Linked DNA regions of Homo sapiens: regions 1 and 2 are each linked to region 3. The links are chromatin loops, found by intact Hi-C in ENCODE. Cell type or tissue: heart left ventricle. All regions are shown on one strand.

The links. Peaks named below come from ENCODE experiments on the same cell type or tissue, not always from the same donor. Only the 100,000 strongest peaks of a DNase experiment are listed, where the experiment ranks them.
Region 1: a loop joins it to region 3, with 4 times the contacts of the local background. A loop is called at or near these places in 27 of 110 quality-filtered maps.
Region 2: a loop joins it to region 3, with 18 times the contacts of the local background. A loop is called at or near these places in 16 of 110 quality-filtered maps.

Annotation. Positions count from the first base shown.
Region 1 is chr7:4,825,366-4,833,365 of GRCh38, forward strand. RADIL (Rap associating with DIL domain) reads right to left here. Exons shown (of 15, transcript NM_018059.5): 5 at 6,776-6,813. Among named protein-coding and RNA genes, the nearest start is that of SNORD165, 8.1 kb to the right of the region's middle. In heart left ventricle, a CTCF peak has its summit at 4,925 (motif pointing right); a DNase peak (open chromatin) is centred at 4,936.
Region 2 is chr7:4,606,536-4,614,535 of GRCh38, forward strand. No RefSeq gene overlaps it. Among named protein-coding and RNA genes, the nearest start is that of FOXK1, 72 kb to the right of the region's middle. In heart left ventricle, CTCF peaks have their summits at 4,497 (motif pointing right) and 4,698; a DNase peak (open chromatin) is centred at 7,026; H3K4me3 peaks cover 1,340 bases; H3K27ac peaks cover 788 bases.
Region 3 is chr7:5,082,609-5,090,608 of GRCh38, forward strand. No RefSeq gene overlaps it. Among named protein-coding and RNA genes, the nearest start is that of RBAKDN, 15 kb to the left of the region's middle. In heart left ventricle, a CTCF peak has its summit at 3,012 (motif pointing left); a DNase peak (open chromatin) is centred at 3,003; H3K27me3 peaks cover 3,302 bases.

The DNA of each region.
Region 1 (8,000 bases), 260 kb before region 3:
GGAGCACAGAGACCAGAGCATGGGCTGCCGGCCACAGCCTATGCATGCCTGTCGCGTCCATCAGGAGAGGACCAGGGAATGGCGTGCCCCAAAAAATGGGTCAGCCACATCCACCCACCTGGAGAGGTTGTGAGTGAGAAAGCAAACCACAGACAGCTCAGCCAGCGCCATCACACCCAGGAAGAAAGGAAGAAAGAAAGAAAAAAGGAAAGAGAGAGAGAAAGAAAAAAGCCGGGTGCGGTGGCTCACGCCTGTAATCCCAGCACTTTGGGAGGGCGAGGTGGGCAGATTACAAAGGTCAGGAGTTCAAGACCAGCCTGACCAACATGGTGAAACCCCGTCTCTATTAAAAATACAAAAATTAGCTGGGCGTGGTGGCATGTTCCTGTTATCCCAGCTACTCAGGAGGCTGAGGCAAAAGAATTTCTTGAACCAGGACCCGGGAGGTGGAAGTTGCAGTGAGCCAAGATTGTGCCACTGTACTCCAGCCTGGGCTACAGAGCGAGACTCCGTCTCAGAAAAAAAAAAAAAAAAAAAAAAAAAGGGAAATGAAATGGTGAATATGTTGCAGGAAACTGTTAAAGGTGCTCTTTGGGGCCAGGTGCGGTAGCTCACATCTGCAATCCCAGCACTTTGGGAGGCTGAAGCTAGAGGATCACTTGAGTCTTGTCTCTACAGAAAAAATCAAAAAATTAGCCAGGGCATGGTGGTGCATGCCTGTAGTCCCAGCTACTCGGGAGGCTGAGGCAGGGGGATCACTTGAGCCCAGGAGGTTGAGGCTGCAGTGAGCTCTGACTGTACCACTGCACTCCAGCCTGGGCAACAGAGTGAGACCCTGTCTCAAAAAATAATAATTAATTAAATTAAATGAAGTAAAAACAAAGAATGATTTGAGACACAGTAGTGTTAAAAGCAAGCTGAAGCTGGAATAATGTCAGTAATAAAATGAAAGCCCGGAAGTGAGGATGGGGGTCGAAGCATCCTAAGATCTAGTGTTCCACAAAAGGAGGAAGATATTAATATTTTCAGAATTACTTTGAAACTAATAAAGAAGGAAAAGGGGAGTTTTTAAAAATCCAGTCAGAAGCCAGTTGTGATGGCTCACACCTGTAATCCCAGCACTTTGGGAGGCTGAGGCGGGTGGATCATGTGAGGTCAGGAGTTCGAGACCAGCCTGGCCAATATGGTGAACCCCTGTCTCTACTAAAAATACAAAAATTAGCCGGGCGTGGTGGCGCGTGCCTGTAATCCTAGCTACTCTGGAGGCTGAGGCATGAGAATCGCTTGAACCCAGGAGGCGGAGGTTGCAGTGAGCTGAGATCGAGCCACTATACTCCAGCTTGGGCAACAGAGCGAGACTCCGTCTCAAAAAAAAAAAACAAAAAAAAAAACCCAATCAGATAGGAAAGTATAAAAATCAAAGGCAAAACGCACAGAAAATAGTGCAAAACAGATGGTAAAAATGTGGCCAAAGACATCAGGAATGGCAATAAACCTAAATAATTCGACTTGCCCATTAACAAAGATAAGACAGGTGAACAAACAATGGCTTTCAAAACATAAAACAAAAGGGCACAGAAAGAGTGAACCTAAACTTTCCCTGGTTCCATGGACGGGCATGGAAAAATCTGATGAGGCGAGTAGTAAACCAGTGAAAGGGGATGTGGTACTCACTCCAGGGAAAGAAAGATTCTAGGCCAATAAGAATCATCAGGACAGGCCAGGAGCGTGGCTCATGCCTGTCATCCCAGCACTTTGGGAGGCCAAGGTGGGCAGATTGCTTGAGGTCAGGAGTTCAAGACAAGCCTGGTCAACATGGTGAAACCCCGTCTTTACTGAAAATACAAAAATTAGCCGGGCATGGTGGCAGGCGCCTGTAATCCCAGCTACTCAGGAGGCTGAGGCAGGAGAATCGCTTGATCCTGGGAGGCGGAGGCTGCGGTGAAATGCGATTGCACCAGTGCACTCCAGCGTAGACGACAGAGCGAGACTGTCTCAAAAAAAAAAAAAAGGGCCGGGTGCGGTGGCTCACGCCTGTAATCCCAGCACTTTGGGAGGCCGAGGTGGGCGGGTCACCAGAGGTCAGGCGATCAAGACCATCCTGGCTAACACAGTGAAACCCCGTCTCTACTAAAAATACAAAAAATTAGCCGGGCGTGGTTGCAGGCGCCTGTAGTCCCAGCTACTCGGGAGGCTGAGGCAGGAGAATGGCGTGAACCCAGGAGGCGGAGGTTGCAGTGAGCCGAGATCGTGCCACTGTACTCCAGCCTGGGGGACAGGGCGAGTCTCCATCGCAAAAACGAACAAAAAGAAATAAATAAAAAATGAAGTAAACCAATCTTCATTAAAGAAAGGGATTCGGCCAACACGGGTCTCCCTCCCCGAGGACTCTGGCCCGGATGTTCTTCCAGCAAACCTTCAGGGCCAGCCCTTACCTCATACAAACTGATCTGGAGAACTAAGAAACGGAGAAAGCTCCCCAATTCATGTTCTGTGAACCTTGTTACTAAAATCAGACAAGGACAGTGCAAAACAAACAAACAAACAAACAAAAAAAAACGTAGACCAGTTTTACCGATAAATTCAGATGGGAAAATCCTAATTAAAAGATCAACAGTCAACATCACTAATTCTCGGGGAGATGCCAATCAAAACCACGAGACGCCACCTCACTCCTGTTAGAATGGCCATTATCAAAACAATGACAGATCACAGGTGTTCAAAAGGACTGCACGCTGTTGGTGGGGATATAAATTAGTACAGCCTTTACAGAAAACAGTATGGAGGCTCCTCAAAATATTAAAAATATAGGCTGGGTGCAGTGGCTTACGCCTGTAATCCCAACACTTTGGGAGGCTGAGGCGGGAGGACTGCTTGAGCGCAGGAGTTCGAGACCAGCCTGGGCCAACATAGTGAAATTCCATCTCTACAAAAAACACAAAAATTAGCTGGGCATGGTGGCGTGCACTTATAGTCCCAGCTGCTTGAAGGCTGAGGAGCGGGAATCGCTTCAGCCCAGGAGGTGGAGGTTGCAGCAAGCCGAGGTCGCGCCAATGCGCTCCAGCCTGGGTGACAGAATGAGACCCTGTCTCAAAAAAAAGAAAACCTAGGAATGTAGCACTCCACATTAACAGATTAAAGGGGGAAAATATGTTGATCACAGATGCAGAAAATGATTTAGTCAAATTCAGTGATCATTCACAATTTGAAACACAGAACACAAAGATTTGAGGCAAACAGGGCAAACAAAATGTTAGTAATATTAAATCCCAAATCATCATCATCATAACATCAGTTTCAGGTGTGGGATCACGGGGGAGTGACAGATTCCGTACTGTTCTGTGTTTTGGAAGTGATTCATTATTTTACAAAGGAAAAAGGAAAAGCCCCCCAGGCATGCAAGAGGGATGGAAACGGCTGTTTTTAGGTCCTAACGATGACGGTTCTGGAACACACAGCACGAGCGGGCAGCTGCAGCAGGGAGGGCCCGGGCCTTCCCGTCAACGAGGAAGCTGGGTCCACCCAGAGCTGCGCTTCAGCTTCAAACTGCAGGCTGCCCAGCAAACAGGCACTGGGGTGGAAGGTTCCAGTCCTCCCTGCACCTCAGCACTTAGGAGGATGAGGGCTGGGTACACTCCCATCCCCTCCACACCCTGCCTCAACACTAGAACTCCAGCTGTCCTGGAACAGAGCCCCAGAGGGAGGCCACCACGCCTGTTACTGGGCCCACTCCCAACTCCCATGCAAACTTCTCCTCAACACTGAAAGCCCACAAGATGTCAGGTGCCACTGTAGGGGCCCGGGCCTGGACCACCTCCTTGCCGTGGGTCAGGCTGTCCATCACCCTTCGATGCTATCCGGGGCCTGGCTTCTATGGAGCCCCCTCCTGTCAGGCTGGGAGGCAGAGCCTGGGTCCCTCACACAGTCCCAGATCTCAGAGGCCAGGACCCACCCCCAGTGCATGGCATCGGGACCTGGCTCTGGGGAGCGGGTGTTTGCCAGTGAAAGTGGAAGGCGTTCGGAGCTCAGCTCTCCCTGGGCCGGGCAGTGGGGATGCTGGGGACTCCAGGTCAGTGGTCCCCAAGCTGTCCCATGCCTGTCCCTCCTACCTTTGAAAGAAGGATGGACCCAGGGTGGACATCAGCAGGCACATATGGCAATAATGGGCTTTATGGATGGACCATTTTTGGTACGTGAGGCACTTACAGGGTTCGGCTGTGTCTCAACCCAAATTTCATCTTAAATTGTAGCTCCCACAATTCCCACATGTTGTGGGAGGGACGCGGTGGGTGGTAACTGAGTCATGGGGGCGGGTCTTTGCCATGCTGTTCTCCCGATAGTGAATGAGTCCTCATGAGATCTGTTGGTTTTAGAAAGGGTGGTTCCCCTGAACACACTCTCTCGCCTGCCACCATGTAAGATGTGCCCTTGTTCCTCCTTTGCCTTCTGCCATGATTGTGAGGCCTCCCCAGTCACGTGGAACTGTGAGCCCATTAAACCTGTTTCCTTTATAAATTACCCAGTCTCGGATATGTCTTTATTAGCAGCGTGAGAACAGACTAATAAAGGCACGGATGGGAATCACGCAAACCTCTGTGTACCACAGCTTGACTTAAGGGGGTGCTGCCAGCCACTCAGCCTGAGCCCCCCAGACACACCCCCTCCCTCACTGCCTAGCGTGGCCACCACCTTCCACTCTGCCTTCGTCAGTGTTATCTCACGTGTGTGTCTTAAACAGGATGGCTTGGCTGTGAGTATCATACGTACGTGTGTGTGCGTGTGGGCATTTAACCATATCACAGACACTGTGCTAGGTGCTTTTTCCCAACATTGTCTTGGATTCAGCTGCACTGAGAGAGCAGTGGCTGAAAGTCATTCCCTGCCACCAGGAGGAGACATGTGGCGGCTTCAGCTCCTGTGCGGACACACTGCCTTCCACCAGCAGGTGTCTCTCTAGGGCCCACTCGAGAGTGGGAGCGTAGGCCGCAGGGGCTGCACGTCTGTATCAGATCAACCGAATGGTTTCCCAAGTGCCCCAGCAGCGTCTAGGGTAGAGATAGTGCTTTCTGCGCAAACAGCCGTTGGAGAGTGGCGGTGCACTACCTTACCTCTAACCCAGGAGCTGCGCCTTTCCCTGAAGGAGCAGGTTAGTTCTAACACAGAATCGGGAGAGCAAGGGAGGAGAAGGCTCAAAAGAGGGCCTCGTGCAGCCATAAAAAAGCACGACATCAGCCAGGCACAGTGGCTCACGCTTGTAATCCCAGCACTTTGGGAGGCTGAGGCAGGTGGATCACCTGAGGTCAGGAGTTCGAGACCAGCCTCACCAACATGGAGAATCCCCATCTCTACTAAAAATACAAAATTAGCGGCTGGGCGCGGTGGTTCACACCTGTAATCCCAGCACTTTGGGAGGCCGAGGCGGGTGGATCACAAGGTCAGGAGATGGAGACCATCCTGGCTAACACGGTGAAACCCCGTCTCTACTAAAAATACAAAAAAACAAAAATTAGCTGGCCGTGGTGGCGGGCGCCTGTAGTCCCAGCTACTCGGGAGGCTGAGACAGGAGAATGGTGTAAACCCAGGAGGCAAAGCTTGCAGTAAGCCGACACTGCGCCATAGCACTCTAGCCTGGGCGACAGAGCGAGATGCCGTTTCAAAAAAAAAAAAAATACAAAATCAGCTGGGCGTGGTGGTGCATGTCTGTAATCCCAGCTACTTAGAAGGCTGAGGCAGGAGAATCGCTCGAACCTGAGAGGTGGAGGTTGCCGTGAGCCGAGATCTCATTATTGCACTCTAGCCTGGGCAACAAGAGCGAAACCCCATCTCAAAAAAAGAAAAAAAAAAAAAAGCACGAGATCATGTCCTTTGCAGGGACATGGATGGAGCTAGAGGCTATTATGCTTAGCAAACTAACACAGGAACAGAAAACCAAATACCTTCTCACTTACAAGTGGGAGCTAAATGATGAGAACACATGGACACAGAGAGGTGAGCAACAGACACTGGGGCCTTTCAGAGGGTGGAGGCTGGGAGGAGGGAGAGGATCAGGAAATATAATGAATGGGTACAAGGCTTAATACCTGGGTGATGAAATCATCTGTACAACAAGCCCGCACGACATAAGTTTACCTATGTAACAAAGCTGCACTCGTACCCCTGAACTTAAAATAAAAGTGGAAAATAAATAAACTAATAAAATTGTGAAGATTCTCAAAAAAAAAAAAAAAAAAAAAGCCAGGCACAGTGGCTCACGCCTGTAATCCTAGTACTTTGGGAGGCCAAGGCAGGTGGATCACTTGAGTTCAGTAGTTCGAGACCAGCCTGGCCAATATCGTGAAACCCCATCTCTACTAAAAGTACAAAAAAAAAAAAATTAGCCAGGCATGGTGGTGCACACCTGCAGTCCCAGCTACTCGGGAAGCTGAGGCAAGAGAATCCCTTGAACCTGGGAGGTGTAGGTTGCTGTGAGCAGAGATTGCACCACTGCACTCCAGCCTGGCGATAGAGCAAACAAAACAAAACAAAACAAAAACAAACAAAAAAAGAAGACCTCACCCATCCAGTCTTAAGGGTGCCCTGAAGCAATTTCCCAAAACTCAGAGCTTCCCAGGGTGATGACTAAAGAAGCAAAAAAGGCCGCTGCTTGGATGGAAGGACAAAGCCCAGAGCTGACCCCAAGGCGTGGGGAGACCCCTCGGGACTTGGCTCCCCCGGGAAGTGTGAGCCCCCAGGACCTGCTGCCCAGAGGCGGGCACAATAACCGGGTCATACTCACAGTTGCGCCTGCTTCTCTGCTAGTTCTTTGGTTTTCTCCTACAATTACAAAGCGGGAGAAAAAGCAAGTGAGCAAAACAGGCTAACACAGGGACGCGTTCAAATACACGATACCATCGACAGGAAAACAAGCCATGCTGCCCCAGGCATCCTGTGTGACGCTGACTATTTATTCAAGCTGTGCTGGAAAGGACATTTTCCATGTGACTTCAACATCTTCCCATTCCATTACCGACTATGACCTACAAGTTTGCTACAATAGAGTATCTCACAACTCTCTAGCTTACATAACAACCGGCTATTTAAAAAATAGTAGAGGCTGGGCAAGGTGGCTCACACCTGGAATCCCAGCACTTTGGGAGGCTGAGGCAGGCAGATCACTTAAGGTCAGGAATTCGAGACCAGCCTGGACAACATGGTGAAACCCCATCTCTACTAAAAATACAAAAATTAGCCGGGTGTGGTGGCGCATGCCTATAATCCCAGCTATTTGGGAGGCTGAGGCAGGAGAATCCCTTGAACCTGGGAGGCAGAGGTTGCAGTGAGACGAGATCACGCCACCGCACTACAGCCTGGGTGACAGAGCGAGACTCCGTCTCAGCAAAAAAAAAAAAAAAAAAAAAAGAATTATTCTTGCCTTAGTAGTAAGTTATTATCCGGCTGAATGTAACCGTGATGGCTGAGTGCGCGTAGACTAAGCGTGTATATTTGGTAAGGAATGAGGACGGGGCAGCGGCGACACAGTTGCACATTCTCAGGAAACAAACGCGCAAATGATATTCGCATGGGATCTGGACAGCACCCAGCGGAGGCTTCGGATTCCCACAGTGGGTGCAGGGGGAAGAGGTGGACTCAGGCTCGGTCTCATGTCTATCAGCTCAATCTCTGGACCAGGCAATTCACCTCTGGGAGCCTCTGTTTCAGAGCCTGTAGCATAGGGGCAGGGTGAGCCCTGGTGTGCTGCAGGGAGTGGGCCAGCCACACAGCGAGCCCCAGGTGGCTGGGACACAGGCTGGGACCCGGGTCCCTCAGCAAGTGACTTACGGCCCCCTGGCTTCAGTTTCCCTGGCTGTGACATGGGGTGTGGCATCTACATCGTCAGGGTGGTTGTGATAAAGAAATTAAACAGCGTTTGGTTTGCAAGTAAGTGCCTGGCGCAGAGGAGACTCGGGAAATGACAATGATCGTGCGAAAACCCATGACTTCTGGCCAGCAGGTAACTCTCG
Region 2 (8,000 bases), 480 kb before region 3:
CCTCATGCCCCCAAACCTCCTACGGTTTCCAGCCTCTGAGCCTTTGCATGTACCGTTCCATCATCATCAATGCCTATTCCTTCTTTGTCTAACTGGAAAATTCATACGCACCCTTTAAGACCTAGTGCAAGTGTTACGTCGTCTCCAGGACATTCCCTGGCACCCAGCTCCCCTGCAGCATTGAGTTATCCCACATCTGTGCCCCCACAGGACATCATCAGCCATGTGGGTATCCATTTCTGCCTACACGTTGGACCCTAGAGGCCTGGGTCAATGCACAGGCCAAGGTGTGTATTTCATAAATGGTTGTTTAATGAGGAAATAGGTGAATGAACACATCCAACCTGTTTCGACTTCCACGCTCTGGGAAGATTTCATGTCCATAGTCACCCCTGCACCACCGCAGACCCCCTTCCTTCCAAAGGCGTCACCCTCCCCGTGAGTCATGGCGTTGACAGAATCCAGCCAGCCTCTCTTTATTTTCTTCTGAAGAGGGAAATTTTTCATTCTCATGGATGACTACTCCCACGTAATGCAAATAATCACCTTTCCGTGGCCCAAGAAAAGCTCTATTTAATCTCGCTGGCAGATGTCTTCAATGGAAAGATCCAGTGCAAATAAAAGTGCGGAGCTGAAATGTCAGGAAACTGAGCCACTCTCTGATCCAGCACGCGCGTGACCGAGGAGCCCCCGCAAGGTCACAGCGGCATGAGAAGCAGGGAAGCTTCCACCCTAGGACCAAGTCCAGAGGAAGAAATAAAAAGCCCTCCCGTCCGCCTCCTCCTCTTGCTTCTCCTCCGCTGTCATCATCATGCTCTGTGTGTGCCCAGCATTTTCTCTTTCTCTAAACACTTTCATACGCACATCACGTTGGATCCTCACCACGCCCCTGTGCGGGCGTCGTGCAGGGCTGGTTATCCCACAATAGCCTGGTTAAGCCCTCTCAGCGACGCAAGACTGAACCCATTCCAGCAAGAGTGCAGGAACCACGGCCTCTGTGCCGTGGCTGGAATCAAAGATGAGCCGAGCTCCCTGCAAGCAGGAGGAAGACTTCGAAACCCCAGGCATGAATCAGGGCTGCTGACACCTGCCAATTTGAGAAAGGTCTCTCCAGGAGAGGAGGCAGCTGCATTCTGCTAGTCGACATGTAAACTGGCTCAACCTTTCTCAACAGCAATGAGATCTGACACCTCCCAGACCCGGGAACTCTAAGACCCAGCGGTGGATGGAGAAAATCCACAACACAGACTTCCAACCTGCCGCAGATGGGCCACCGTATGACTTTGTGAAAACATCAGGTCACTCTGGAGACCCCTGGAAGATGATGGAGTAGGACTTTATTGGTTTTCAGCCTTTAGGGTCTGAAAGCATGTAACATCAAAGACCAAAAAGACCCACATTTCCTAGAAAGATGTTATGCGTTTAGCGGTATTGCACTGACACATGGGATATTACAAAGCACAGGTGTTGAATCTAGATTGTACCTGGTGCTACCCGTGAAGGGGTTCTGATACTAAACCAGATGATATCTGGGCGGAGGAGAAGAGAGACCCAAGAGAGCTCTGCAATTAGTGTGATCTTGGACAAACTGCAACCTCTTTAGCCTTCCATTTGCTTCCTTGTAAAAATACTTCTATAATTGGAGCTAATCATAGTGTCTACATTAGGGCAGATAGTCATTGTGAAGATTAAATTAGATGACACAGCACCAGACATATAGTAAGTGCCCAGTATACGGTGGTATTATTATTAATAGGATCATTCTCTTTTTTTTCTTTCTTTCTTTTTTTTTGAGATGGACTCTCACTCTGTCGCCCAGGCTGGAGTGCAGTAGCTTGATCTCAGCTCGCTCACTGCAACCTCCGCCTCCTGGGTTCAAGCGATTCTGCTGCCTCAGCCTCACCAGCAGCTGGGACTACAAGCACACACCTCCACGCCCAGCTAATTTTTGTATTTTTAGTAGAGACAGGGTTTTGTTATGTTAGTCAGGCTGGTCTTGAACTCCCGAGCTCAGGTGATCCACCCACCTCGGCCTCCCAAAGTGATTACCGACGTGAGCCACCACGCCCAGCCTAATCATTCTCATTTAACGATAATGATAAATGGCCAAGCATGGTGGCTCACACCTATAATCCCAACACTTTGAGAGGCTGAGGAGGGAGGATTTCTTGAGGTCAGGAGTTGGAGGACAGCCTGGGCAACATAATGAGACCCCATCTCTACAAAAATTACAAAAATTAGCCAGAGACATGGACACAGGAAGGGGAACATCAGACACCAGGGACTGTTGTGGGGTGGGGGGTGGGGGGAGGGATAGCATTGGGAGATACACCTAATGCTAAATGACGCGTTAATGGGTGCAGCACACCAACATGGCACATGTATACATATGTAACAAACCTGCACGTTGTGCACATGTACCCTAAAACTTAAAGTATAATAATAATATTAAAATAAATAAAATAAAATAAAATGGTAAAAAAAAAAAAAAAAATAGCCAGACCTGCTGGTACGTACCTATAGTCCCAGCTACTTGGGAGGCTAAGGCAGAAGGATGGTTTGAGCCGGGGAGGTGGAGGCTGCAGTGAGCCATGGTGGCACCACCGCACTCCAGCCTGGGCCACAGAGCAAGGCTCTGTCTCAAAAACTAATAATAATAAATATAAATAAATGTAGAAATGAAATTATCCTAGCCTACATGCAAGGATGGGTAAAGGTCCCTTAAATAAAAACAGAATGTGTCATGTCGGTTCTTCCATGCTGTTTCACTGCTGCGCTTCCGCAGAATCTCATCAGCTGAATGTCTCACTCCAGCACAAAACAGGCAGGAGTTACTTTATTTTGCAATTGAATGATCGCTTTGAGTTTTTGTTTTTTTTGTTTTTTGGGGGGTTTTTTGGTTTTGTTTTTGTTTTTGTCCCTGATCAATGTCAAGACCGGCGATCACAAATGTTCATGCCTATAGCGCAAGGCCAGTACCACCAACAGGTTAAGAGACTGGTGGCGGGGCCAGGGTGGGGGCAGGGGGGCTGGTGCTGCACTGTCCTCATGTTGTACTTTTGCTATTGTTCTTGACAGAGGCATTGGGGATGGAAGACAATAGAGAGTGGTGGAGACTGAGGCTAACTGGGGACACATGTGTAGATCAGGCTCTGTATTTTAATATGGGGGCCGGGCGCGGTGGTTCATGCCTCTAATCCCAACACTTTGGGAGGCTGAGGCAGGAGGATCACTTGAGGTCAGGAGTTTGAGACCAGCCTGGCAACATAATGAGATCCTGTCTCTACCAAAAATAATTTTGTAATTAGCCAGTCGGCCAGGCGCGGTGGTTCACACCTATAATTGCAGCACTTTGGGAGGCTGAGGCAGGCAGGTCACTTGAGGCCAGGAGTTTGAGACCAGCCTGAGCAACATGCCAAAATCTCGTCTCTGCTAAAAATACAAAAATTAGCTGGGTATGGTGGTACACTCCTGTAACTCCAGCTACTTGGGAGGCTGAGGCACGAGAATCACTTGAACCCGGGAGTAGAGGTTGCAGTGAGCCCAGATTGCACCACTGCACTCCAGCCTGGGTAACAGAGTGAGACTCTGTCTCAAAAAAAAAAAAGGAAGAAGAAGAAGAAGAATTAGCTGGGTGTGGTGGTGTGCACCTGTAGTCCCAGCCACTTGGGAGGCTGAGGTGGGAGAATCACTTGAGCCCAGGAGGCTGAGGCTGCAGTGAGCTCTGATCGTGCCACCACACTCCAGGCTGACAGAGCAAGACCCTGTCTCAAAAAATTAAAATTATAAAATATATATTTTATATACATATATAAATTTGGGGATGGCGGCCCAATTTCTTTAGTTCTGCCTCTGGTTTTTCTGATTTTTCTTTTTTTTTTTTTTCTTTTTTTTTTATGAGATGGAATTTCTTACTTGTTGCCCAGGCTGGAGTCCAATGACACGGTCTCGGCTCACTGCAACCTCCACCTCCCAGGTTCAAGCAATTCTCCTGCCTCAGCCTCCTGAGTAGCTGGGATTACAGGCATGCACCACCACGCCCGGCTAATTTTGTATTTTTAGTAGAGACGGTGTTTCTCCATGTTGAGGTAGGTCTCGAACTCCTGACCTCTGGTGATCTGCCCGCCTCGGCCTCCCAAAGTGCTGGGATTACAGGAGTGAGCCACGGCACCCGGCCAATTTTTCTGTGTTTTTAGGCAACCACCATCCTCTAGTTTTAAAATGTTGGCCCAATATTTTTTGTTAACACTGTGAGTCAAATAAAACATAACTGCAGGCCAGATTCAACCCTGGACCACCATTTTGTGAACTTTCACTGGGCTTCCTCCACCGCAGTCCTCGCCGTTACCTCCAGTATGTGTTGACAAGAGTAGAGAACAGCCAGGGTCACCATGCATGGTCGTCTAGAGTGTGCACTGCCCAAGGGCACCACACCTAAGAGGTGTCCTCTTAGGCATCTAAGATTTGTACTAAGAATTTCCCCAGTTTTCCAGCAGAGGGCAGTCACATGTCATGCTCCATGGCACGTCACAAAAATGTTCAGCAGTTGGAATAATCTGTCCTTCTTTAATCCACACAAAGGTGTTACAAGAATTAACAGCAGGCCAGGTGTGGTGGCTCACACCTGTAATCCCAGCACTTTGGGAGTACGAGGAAGGAAGATCACTTCAGCTCAGGAGTTCAAGACCAGCCTGGGCAACATAGTAAGACCCTGTCTCTAAAAAAATTTTAAAAATTAGCCAGGCATGGTATTGCATACCTGTGGTCCCTGCTACTTGAAAGGCTGAGGCAGGAGAATCACTTGAGTCTAGGAGGTGGAGGCTGCAGTAAGCTATGATCACGCCACTGCACTACAGCCTGGACAACAGAGCAAGACCCTGTCTCAAAAAAAATAAAAAATTTGTAAACGTAGCAGCAGCCCTGAAGGTGGGGAGTATTGAAATTAATGATCCTACTCTTTTGAGTTATAAAAATGGAAGTTCCAAATAGCAAGCATTGGTGAGGTTGGAGAGGAACCGGGGTCCCTACATTGCTGGTAGAGGTTAAGTAGGTACACCTCCATTCGGAACTTTTCGGCAGCCCTTAATCAAGTTGAACATACAAACATTCATGACCCAGCAATTCCACTCGGTGTATATCCAGCAGCACCCATACCGGGTGTACCCAAAACATGTTCCAGACCATTCATAGGCACACTGTCTGCAATGGCCCACACTGCAATGAGCTCCACTGTCCATCAGTAACGGAAAGGGTAACTTGTGCTATATTCACATGGGAAATATATTCCGCTGTGCAAACGCACCAACTGCTACTATGCATAGTAATATATGAGGACAAATCTCATAAAAGTCACCTTAAGTCAGTGAAGAGAACATCCCATGTGATTTTGTTTCCATAAAGCGTAAACAGCAGGCAAAGCTAATCTCTGGTGTTTGATGTTGCGATAGCAGTTTCCCTTAGAGGTAAATGGGTAGTGGCTGAAAAGAGACACAAGGGGCCAGGCACAGGGGCTCACACCTGTAATCCCAGCACTTTGAGAGGTTGAGGCAAGTCAGGAGTTCGAGACCAGCCTGGCCAACGTGGCAAAACCCCGTCTCTACTAAAAATTAAAAAAAAAAAAAAATTAGCCGGGCATCGTAACACACGCCTGTAATCCCAGCTACGCAGGAGGCTGAGGCAAGAGAATCGCTTGAACCCAGGAAGTGGAGGCTGCAGTGAGCCAAGATCATACCACGGCACTCCAGACTGGGCAATAGAGTGAGACTCCATCTCAAAAAAAAAAAAATAGACACAAGGGAACGTGCTAAGGCAACTCCTGGTACCAGTACCACTTCTTGGCCTGTTAGGAACCGGGAGGTTCAGCAGGAAGTGAGCAGCGGGCAGGAAGGTGAAGTTTCATCTGTATTTACAGCCACTCCCCATCGCTCGCATTACCGCCTGAGCTCCGTCTCCTGTCAGATCAACTGCGCAAACCCTATTGTGAACCGCGCATGCGAGGGATCTAGGTTGTTTGCTCCTTATGAGAATCTAATGCCTGATGATCTGCCACTGTCTCTCATCGCCCCCAGACAGGACCCTCTAGTTGCAGGAAAACAGGCTCAGGGTTCCCACTGATTCTACATTATGAAAGTTGTAGAATTATTTCATTCTATGTTATAATGTAATAATAATAGAAATATAATGCACAATAAATGTAATCTGCTTGAATCATCTCAAAACCATCTCCCCGACCCGGGCCCACGGAGAAATTATCTTCCACGAAACTGGTCCCTGGTTCCAAAAAGCTTAGGGACTGCTGTTCTAAGGGGCTAGGGAGGTTCTGTTTCTTGACCTGAGCGGTAGGCACGTGGGTGAGTTCACTTTCATCCTTTCACAGTCCTGCTTTGCACGTTTTTCTGTCTACATGCTATACTCCAATACACATCTCAAAAGACAATTACATATGTGTGTGTTAGACAGAAAGAAGGAAGAGGGCAGGGAGAGAAAACCACCGCATTCAAGCATCGCCGCCTCTAGGTGTAAGGTTCATTCCAGGACTGCCTGGAGTTGGTGACTTTGCATTCCTGCAGAGGAAACCCACTTCCTTTGCCTGTGTTCTCGGGCCGACTTCCCATATCTGCTGACCAGAAATCCTTCCTTGCAGCCGCCCCTGTAACGGGGCTGGCATTTGCAATTCGAAAGTGTCTTTGGCCTTGTTTTTCCGAGGAAATGAAAACGCTATGCGTTATCAGCATATCATCCAACAATTTATCATCACGTTGGCACCTGACAATGTTGATTTATGATTCCAGCAGGAAGAGCAGCCCTCCAACCCCCCACCAGTTCAGAAATGGAGACATCGAGGAGTCCTGAGCACAGGCAGGAGAGACTATGAAGTTATCGTAGACTCGATGTCCACAAGTGCCGGTGAGAATGACTGTGCAGAGACCATCTGAGCTCCCTGCAGATCTCACGACTCTTTTCCTCCTCCCCTTGCTCCCGGGTGCTTTGTCTCTCACACTCGGCCCCTGTGGAGCTGTTCTGCCTATGCAAGCAGAAATTGAGAGGTGCCTGGGGTTCCTGTCCCCCCAGCCAGCTCTTAGCCAATGGCGAGCAGATTCCAGAAAGTGAAAGCCCCGCTCCCTTTGCCTGAGTCTGGACAGACCCTGGGGCATAACTTACGCTGCAGTGCCTTCCTGCAGGATTGGGCCAAAGCCACCCCAGGGGGATTTTGCCAAAGGACCTTACTCTGGCTTGGCTCCTGGGTCCCCTCCTCCTACTCCCTTCCAGACCTCCCGGGACCACGGCATTCCTACGTGGCTTGCACACAATTCCTTACCACAGAGTTTGCTTCTGGGGAACCTGACCTAAAACCGAGGGGAAAATGGATTCTAGCATTTTTCAGATTCAGAAACGGGAGACCCAAATGGCCCGGGCCTCCCGCCTCCCGCACACAGGCCTGTGTATCAAGTTTCTGCAAGCACAAGCAAGAGGCTTGCAACGTGTTTGCAAGCAGTCATCATCATTTCCAGGATTGGCTATGACTCGGGTTGCAATGTTTTATTTCAGTTCACAGACAGACACAGGCCACACTCCAGGGCTCATGCCCACATCCGTAGCTTGGAACTCGAGATGCACTGTCTAGGATGGCCAACATCAGGACGGCACCCACCAGCAGACAAGCCTGTTCCCAGAATAGCCTTCTTTTTTATTTTTTTGAGACAGGGTCTGGCTTTGTGGCCCAGGCTGGAGTGCAGTGGTGCAATCATAGCTCACTGCAGCCTTGACCTCCTGGGCTCAAGTGATCCTCCCACCTCAGCCCCCCAGCCCCAGTAGCTGGGACCACAGGCATGCACCACCACGCCTGGCTAATTTTTTTTTTTTTTTTTTTTTTTTTTTTTTTTTTGTAGAGACCAGGTTTCACCATGTTGCCCAGGCGGGTCTCAAACTCCTGGACTCACGTTATTCACCCGCCTCGGCTTCCTGAAGTTCTGGCATTACAGACATGAGCCACTACACCC
Region 3 (8,000 bases):
TGGTGGGTGCCTGTAATCCCATCTACTCGAGACACTGAGGCAGGAGAATGGCTTGAGGTGGAGGTTGCAGTGAGCCGAGATTGCACAACTGCACTCCAGCCAGCCTGGGCGAAAGAAACCGGGATTTAGAAATGCCTCAGGTATTGGGCTCCTGTCTCCTCTTGCGGGGGTGGGGGAGAGTGGTATTTTCACGCCTTCCAGGAAGCAGGGGGGTGTCTCCAGTCCCATAACCTTCTTCTCACCTGGATTTGCCATGCTGGTGAGTGCTGCAAAAGTGCTGAGTGAGCCAAGCACACCTTGTCCCCTCCCTAGCTGGTCTCTCTGGGACAGCCTGGTCCACAGTTCCTTCTGCTTTTCCAAACAGAAGACCTTTGTGGTTTTCTAACTTCACCTGTGACTGGCAGGTGCAAAGTGCTGGGAAACCCACGCGGTCAGTCTCCCCCGGCCTCCGCCCCGGTCCCTCTACTTCCTCCAATTCAGTGTCGTTCATAATAAAACGGATTTTGATTGCTATGCATCTGACACTGGTGTTTATGGCTTGGGGGATTACAAAGTTAGGAAAGGAAGAGGGGCTGGTATCAACCCCCAAACTAGCATGCTTACGTGGATTGCAAGGAGTCTGGCATGGTGATGTGTGCCTGCAATCTCGCAATGCGTCCGTTATGTGCGCTTGCCTTCGTCCAGCGTGGTTATCTGCACTCGCAATGCGTCTGGCATGGGTACCTGCGCTTGCGATGGGTCCGGCGTGATTATGTGCGCTTGGCTGCATCTGGCGTGGTTATTTGCGCTTGCAATGCGTCCGGCAGGGTTATGAGCGCTTGCAATGGCTCCGCACGATTATCTGTGCTCGCAATGAATACGGCAAGGTTATGTGTGCTTGCCTGCATCCGGCATGGTTATCTGCGCTTGCAATGTGTCCGGCACGGTTATGTGTGATTACAGTGCCTCTGGCATGGTTATCAGCGCTTGCAATGCATCTGTTATGTGCGCTTGCAATGTGTCTGGCATGGTTATGTGTGCTTGCAATGCTTCCGTTATGCGTGCTTGTACTTGCTGGGGATATGGACCAGCTGCATCGCCTTTGTTTCTCTCCATCCCACTGCCTCATGATAACCACCATGCCAAAGCAGCAACTGTCCCCCACAATCTGAAGGACGTGACATCGAAGCTTCCCTTGAAACCTACTGAGGAGCTTGTAAGAAACTGATTTGGCACAAACAATCCCCACTGCAACTCACTCAATCCACAATGAGGACTTTTTTTTTGAGACAGAGTCTCGCTCTGTCGCCCAGACTGGGCTTGAACTCCTGGGCTGAAGTGATCCTCCTGCCTCAGCCTCCTGAGTAGTGGGGAGTACAGGCACGCACTCCACACCAAGCTAATTTCTTAATTTTATTTTGTAGAGACGGGGTCTTGCTATATTGCTCAGGCTGGTCTAGATCTCCCAGGCTCAAGTGATCCTCCTGCCTTGGCTGGGATTACAGGCATGAGTCACTGCATCCAGCCCCCATCCCCCTTTTTTGGCTTAACCCCACCAAGATAAAGGGAACATGAATACAGTTAAAGGTAGAAAAGAGACGTCCACACAGTGTTAGGAGAAACATTACTAATGGCAACCCCTGGTAGAGCAAAGCTGAAGCCCAGGCTGGGTGCAGTGGCTCACGCCTATAATCCCAGCACTTTGGGAGGTTGAGGCAGGTGGATCACGAGGTCAGGAGTTCAAGACCAGCCTGGCCAAGATGGTGAAACCCCATCTCTACTAAAAATACACAAATTAGCTGGGTGTGGTGGCAGGGGCCTGTAATCCTAGCTACTTAGGAGGCTGAGGCAGGAGAATCGCTTAAACTCAGGAGGTGTAGGTTGCAGTGCGCAGAGATCGCACAACTGCACTCCAGCCTGGGCAACAGAGCAAACCTGTCTCAAAAAAAAACCCTGAAGCCTAAGTTCTTCAGAGGCAAACACTCCTCGGGAGGGGAGTCAAAGAGGAAAAGGCTCTGGGATTGGCGGAAGCATATGCGCCAGAGGGTGGAGATGTGCAGTGGGCTGCGAACAGGAGGCCTGTTCAAAGTCAGAGTGAAGGCTGGGCACAGTGGCTCATGCCTGTAACCCCAGCACTTTGGGAAGCCAAAGCAGGAGACTCTCTTGAGGCCAGGAGTTCGAGACCAGCCTGGGCAACATAGTGAGACCCGCATCTCTACAAAAAATAAAAATAGAAAAATTAGCCAGATGTGGTGGTGCACACCTGTAGTTCCAGCTACTTGGGAGGCGGGGGTGGGAGGATTGCTTGAGCCCAGGAGCTGGAAGCTGCAGTGAGCTGTGATTGCACTACTGCACTCCAGCCTGGGAAACAGAGCCAGACCCTATGTCCCTTTTTTTTTTTTTTTTTTTTTTTTTTTGAGACAGAGTCTTGCTCTGTTACCAGGCTGGAATGCAATGGCATGACCTCAGCTCACTGCAACCTCCGCCTCCCGGGTTCAAGCAATTCTCCTGCCTCAGCATCCTGAGTAGCTGGGACTACAGGCGCCCGCCACCATGCCCGGCTAATTTTTGTATTTTTAGTAGAGATGGAGTTTCACCATGTTGGCCAAGATGGTCTCCATCTCCTGACTTCGTGATCTGACTGCCTGGGGCTCCCAAAGTGCTAGGATGACAGGGGTGAGCTAACCCGACGTCTTTAAAAAAAAAAAAAAAAGTGTAAATGAAGAGTGGTAAGACATGAGACCCCCTCTACACTGGGCTGGGTGGTCGCTCGCCCCAGTCTGCAGAGGGAAAGAAAAGGTCTGAACTTGGAGGTGTGAAAATGGAACCTCTCTAGAAAGCTGCACCCTGGCCAGCGACACCACAGCTGTGTCTCCTGGAGCTGGGAGCATCCCCACTCACACCTCAGGGAGGGAGTGGAGTATTCCCAGGTGCAGATATGGCCCGGTGCAGATACGAACCCAACCAAGTTAAAGCCCTCTTGAGGGTCCTGCCGCTGTCCCCATGACAAGTGCGAGGCAGCCCTGCCCCCTGGTGGCAGCACTCAGAACTGCATCAGCAGGTGGGCTGCCCTAGGACCGGGGGACATCGCAGGCAACATAAATGCCCTTGTGGGTTACAATCTAATAAGGAAGATGTTCAATCATCTTATTAAAATAATCGGCCGGGCGCGGTGGCTCACGCCTGTAATCCCAGCACTTTGGGCGGCCCAGGCGGGCAGATCACGAGGTCAGGAGATCGAGACCATCCTGGCTAACACGGTGAAACCCTGTCTCTACTAAAAATACAAAAATTAGCCGGGCGTGTGGCGGGCACCTGTAGTCCCAGCTACTCCGGAGGTTGAGGCAGGAGAATCGCTTGAACCCGGGAGGCAGAGCTTGCAGTGAGCCGAGATTGCGCCACTGCACTGCAGCCTGGGCGACAGAGTGAGACTCCGTCTCAAAAAAAGAAAAAAAAATTTAGCCTGGCGTGCTGGCCTATAATCCCAGCAACTTGGGAGGCAGAGGAAGGAGAATTGCTTGAACCCGGGAGGCGGAGGTTGCAGTGAGCCGAGATTGCACCACTGCACTCCAGCCTGGGCAACAGAGGCAGACTCTGTCTCAAAAAGAAAAAAAAAATTACTGCTGTGAAGGGAACAAGGGGCTGAAGTAATTACAGGGGGGCCAGGGACAAGGTGGCATTTATGAGAGGTTGGGGATGAGATTTTGAAGATGGTCTCTGGGTTCCAGGCCGAGCTCACTCTGGTGCTCCTCTGGGCGGTGGAGCGGGGCTCTTCGCTGGGCTGCTTATTCCAGGCTCTGAGCTCTGGGCGGTGGGCTCAGGCTCTCCCAGGGATGTCGGTGTCTGTGCGGTTGCCACTGCCCAGTGGCCTGGGTTCTGCTTCTCCTCTGGACTCAGGTTCTCTCTGGGGCTGACAAGATCCAGGTGGGCAGAGAATGAGGTGAAGGCTTGAAGACCAAATCATGGGAGATGCCGGGAATGGGTGGTGCTGTCCACTCTGACCGCAATTTCCCATCAATATCCAGACCTGTGCCTGCAACATCAAGACCTGTGCCTGTTCCTAAAGAGTGCGGGTACCTGAAGCCCCCCACAAGGGCTCCCCCTCTACAAGACCTGCCCCCAGGATCTTAGGGCCTGGGAAAAGCAGGAGCTAAGATGAGGGTTTTGGGGGAGAGGAGGGGACCCCTTCATTGACTCCATGGACCAGCCTCAAAACAGAGATGGAGGCAGAGATGTTCAGAGATAGTACCAGTGTCAAGGAAACTCCTGTGTCGCCCCTAGGTCAGGCTGCCCTGGAGAGAAGTCCAGAGCCCCTGGAGGGGATAGACTGAGCTAGAGAGATAAGGGGGTGGCTGGTGCTCCCCTACTTCATCAGATAGGACTGTGAAGCCTGGGAGCAGGCTGGGAGTCCGAGGATATGGGAGAACATTCACAGCTGAGAAGTAAAGGAGAGGGTGGGCGCGGCAGCTCATGCCTGTAATCCCAGCACTTTGGGAGGCCGAGGTGGGCAGATGACTTGAGCTCAGAGGTTCAAGGCCAGCCTGGGCAACATGGCGAAACCCCGTCTCTACCAAAAATTACAAAAACTAGCTGGGCATGGTGGTACGTGCCTGTAGTCCTAGCTATTTGGGAGGCTGAGGTGGGAGGATCGCTTGAGCCCAGGAAGCAGAGGTTGCAGTGAGCTGAGATCACACTACTGCATTCCAGCCTGGGTGACCGAGCGAGACCCTGTCTTAAAAAGAAGAAGTAAAAGACTGATTCATCCCCTCCTGGACACATAGCCCCTCTAGAGCTGTCTTTGACAGTCTCGGCTGCCATAACAAAGTCCCATAGACTGGCTGCCTTATCAACAATAGATATCTATTTCTCACAACTCTGGAGACTGAAGATCTGAGATCAGGGTACATGGTCAGCTTCTGGTGAGGGTCCTCTTCTGGGTTCCAGATCACAGACTTCTAGTTGTGTCTTCATGTGGTGGAAAAAGAGGGAGCTCTCTGGGGTCCCATTGATTGATCGATTGATTGATGGAGATGGAGTTTCACTCTTGTCACCCAGGCTGGAGTGCAGTGGCATGATCTCGGCTCACTGCAGCCTCCACCTCCCCGGTTCAAGCCATTCTCCTGCCTCAGCCTCCCAAGTAGCTGGGATTACAGGCATCTGCCACCATGCCCAGCTAATTTTTTGTATTTTTAGTAGAGACGGGGTTTCACCATGTTGGGCAGGCTGGTCTTGAACTTCTGACCTCATGATCCTCCAGCCTCAGCCTCCTTAAGTGCAGGCATTACAGGTGTGAGCCACCGCACCCGGCCATCCCTTTTATTAATATAAGGGCACTATGCCATTCGTGAGGGTAACACCCAATCACCTCCCAAAGGCCCATGTCTCATAATACCATTACCTTAGAGGGTAGGTTTCAACATATAAATGTTGGGGGGAACATGTTCAGTCTACTGCAAGAGCAATGGGGTAAGTTTCAGTATTGGGGTGTGCATGAAATGGGGGACAATATTGCAGGCAAAGACACTGGCTGAGAGCAACCCCTCCAGCTCGTACCCCAAATACCCCATTAAGATCTCATTTATTTGTCCACAGAATGGGAACAGAAATAGCACTTTGGCCAGGCGCGGTGGCTCACGCCTGTAATCCCAGCACTTTGGGAGGCCTAGGTGAGTGGATCACGAGGTCAGGAGTTTGAGACAGGCCTGGCCAATATGGTAAAACCCCGTCTCTACTAATACTACAAAAATTAGCCGGGCATGGTGGCTTATGCCTGTAATCCCAGCTACTCAGGAGGCTGAGGCAGGAGAATCACTTGAACCCAGGAAGCGGAGGTTGCAGTGAGCCGAGATTGCGCCATTGCACTACAGCCTGGGCAACAAGAGTGAAACTCTGTCTCCGAAAAAAAAAAAAAAAAAAAAAAAAAAGGAAGGAAGAAATAGCACCGCCCATGGGAATGGGATTCCCGCCCTCTTGGGCTGCTGTGTTTGGCTCCAGAGTGTAGAGCCTGGGCTTGTGAAGACAGGGGGAGCCTTCCAGGCCTCTAATTTCCTGAAGCCATTTGTGGGGACTCCTGAACACACCTGGAGGAAGTCCCGCCTCTCTCCAGAAGAACAGGGCAAAACACTGCCCTCTGACGACAAATTGTAGTTGCTTTTCCCAGGAGCACTGAGCTTTAATTTTTTTTTTTTTTTTTTTTTTTTTCCTGAGACAGAGTCTTGCTTCGTCACCAGGTTGGAGTGCAGTGGCGCAAACTCGGCTCACTGCAACCTCCGCCTCCCGGGTTCAAGCGATTCTTCTGCCTCAGCCTCCTGAGTAGCTGAGATTATAGGCACCCACCACCACGCCCAGCTAATTTTTGTATTTTTAGTGGAGACAAGGTTTCACCATGGTGGCTGGGATGGTTTCGAGCTCCTGAACTTGTGATCCACCTGCCTTGGCCTCCCAAAGTGCTGAGATTACAGGCGTGAGCTACCACGCCGGCCTGAATCTTAATTTTTGTTCCGCAAACGCCCTCCTTCTGCCCTCAGGCCTGGGAGGAAAATGCTCCTTCTCTAACTCCGTGGAGTCTCTGCCCCAAGGGGATCCATCAAACAGGAAATTCAGGATTCCAATTTGTAGGGACAAGTACCAAATTTCCTTCCAGAAAGCTTGACAAATTACCTTCCACCAACTGCATGCAAGAAAACCTCTCACCTCTACCAGGCTGGTTAGAAACTTACAAATTTTTTGCCAATATTTTTGCAAAAACACAGTATTGCATTTACAGTTTTTTCATTTGCTGAATCAAAGGTAAGCTGGGAGGCAGGATCACTTCCAGAACAGCAGAATAAACACCTCTGATAATCGGCCAGGCGCAGTGGCTCACGCCTGTAATCCCAGCACTTTGGGAGGCTGAGGCAGGCAGATCATGAGGTCAGGAGTTTGAGACCAGTCTGGCCAATGCGGTGAAACCCCATCTCTACTAAAAATACAAAAATTAGCCAGGCTTGGTGGTGCACGCCTGTAGTCCCAGCTCCTTGGGAGGCTGAGGCAGGAGAATTGCTTGAACCTGGGAGGCGGAGGCTGAAGTGAGCTAAGATCGCACCACTGCACTGCAGCCTGGGCAACAGAGGGAGACTCCATCTCCAAACAAAAAAAAACTCCAAAATAACTGAAAATCTCCTCCTCCATAAAAGTCACACAAATCCTGGCAAAAATGGTCAAAACCAACTTCTCCATAACTTTAGAAATTAACCAAAGGCTTATAACAATTCGGGGAATTTAAGAAAAATACCTGAATATCTCTAAGATTGTCAATCGAGAAAAATGATGAGACAAGCGTCAATTATTTTAGGAGGTTTATTCACCAAAGTTAACGATGCACACCTGGGAGACAGGTCTATGTCTTTCTCCAAAAGTAATTTTGAGACCCCACCATTAAAGGGGAAAGGGCGAGATATTGAGAAGTACACAATTTTCATGTAAGAAGGAGGTAGGAAAAATAGTCATTCATGCCTGTTGTCTGGTTCAGTGAATCTGTTTCTCCCCGCCCCCAAAGAGGGTCTCATTCTGTTGCCCAGGCTGGAGTGCAGTGGCACAATCTCAGCTCACTGCAACGTCCGCCTCCCGGGTTCAAGCGATTCTCCTGCCTCAGCCTCACAAATAGCTGTCATTACAGGTGCCCACCACCACGCCTGGCTAATATATGTATTTTTAGTAGAGACGGGGTTTAACCATGTTGCCTGGGGTTGGTCTCGAACTCCTGACCTCAGGTGATCCACCCGCCTCAGCCTCCCAAAGTGCTGGGATTACAGGCATGAGCCACCGTGCCTGGCCTGTACTTTTTTTTTTTTTTTTTTTTTACATAAGATAACATAGACAAAATGGGGCAGGGGAGCAATCAGATATGCATTTGTGTCTGGTGGGCAGGGGGTTGACTGCACCTGTAAAAGGTAAGCTATCAGTTTACATTGCCCTGGTGAAATTTTCACAGAAACACCTTAAAGATCTTGCAGCTCACTAGGAATTTCCTTGTGAGCAAA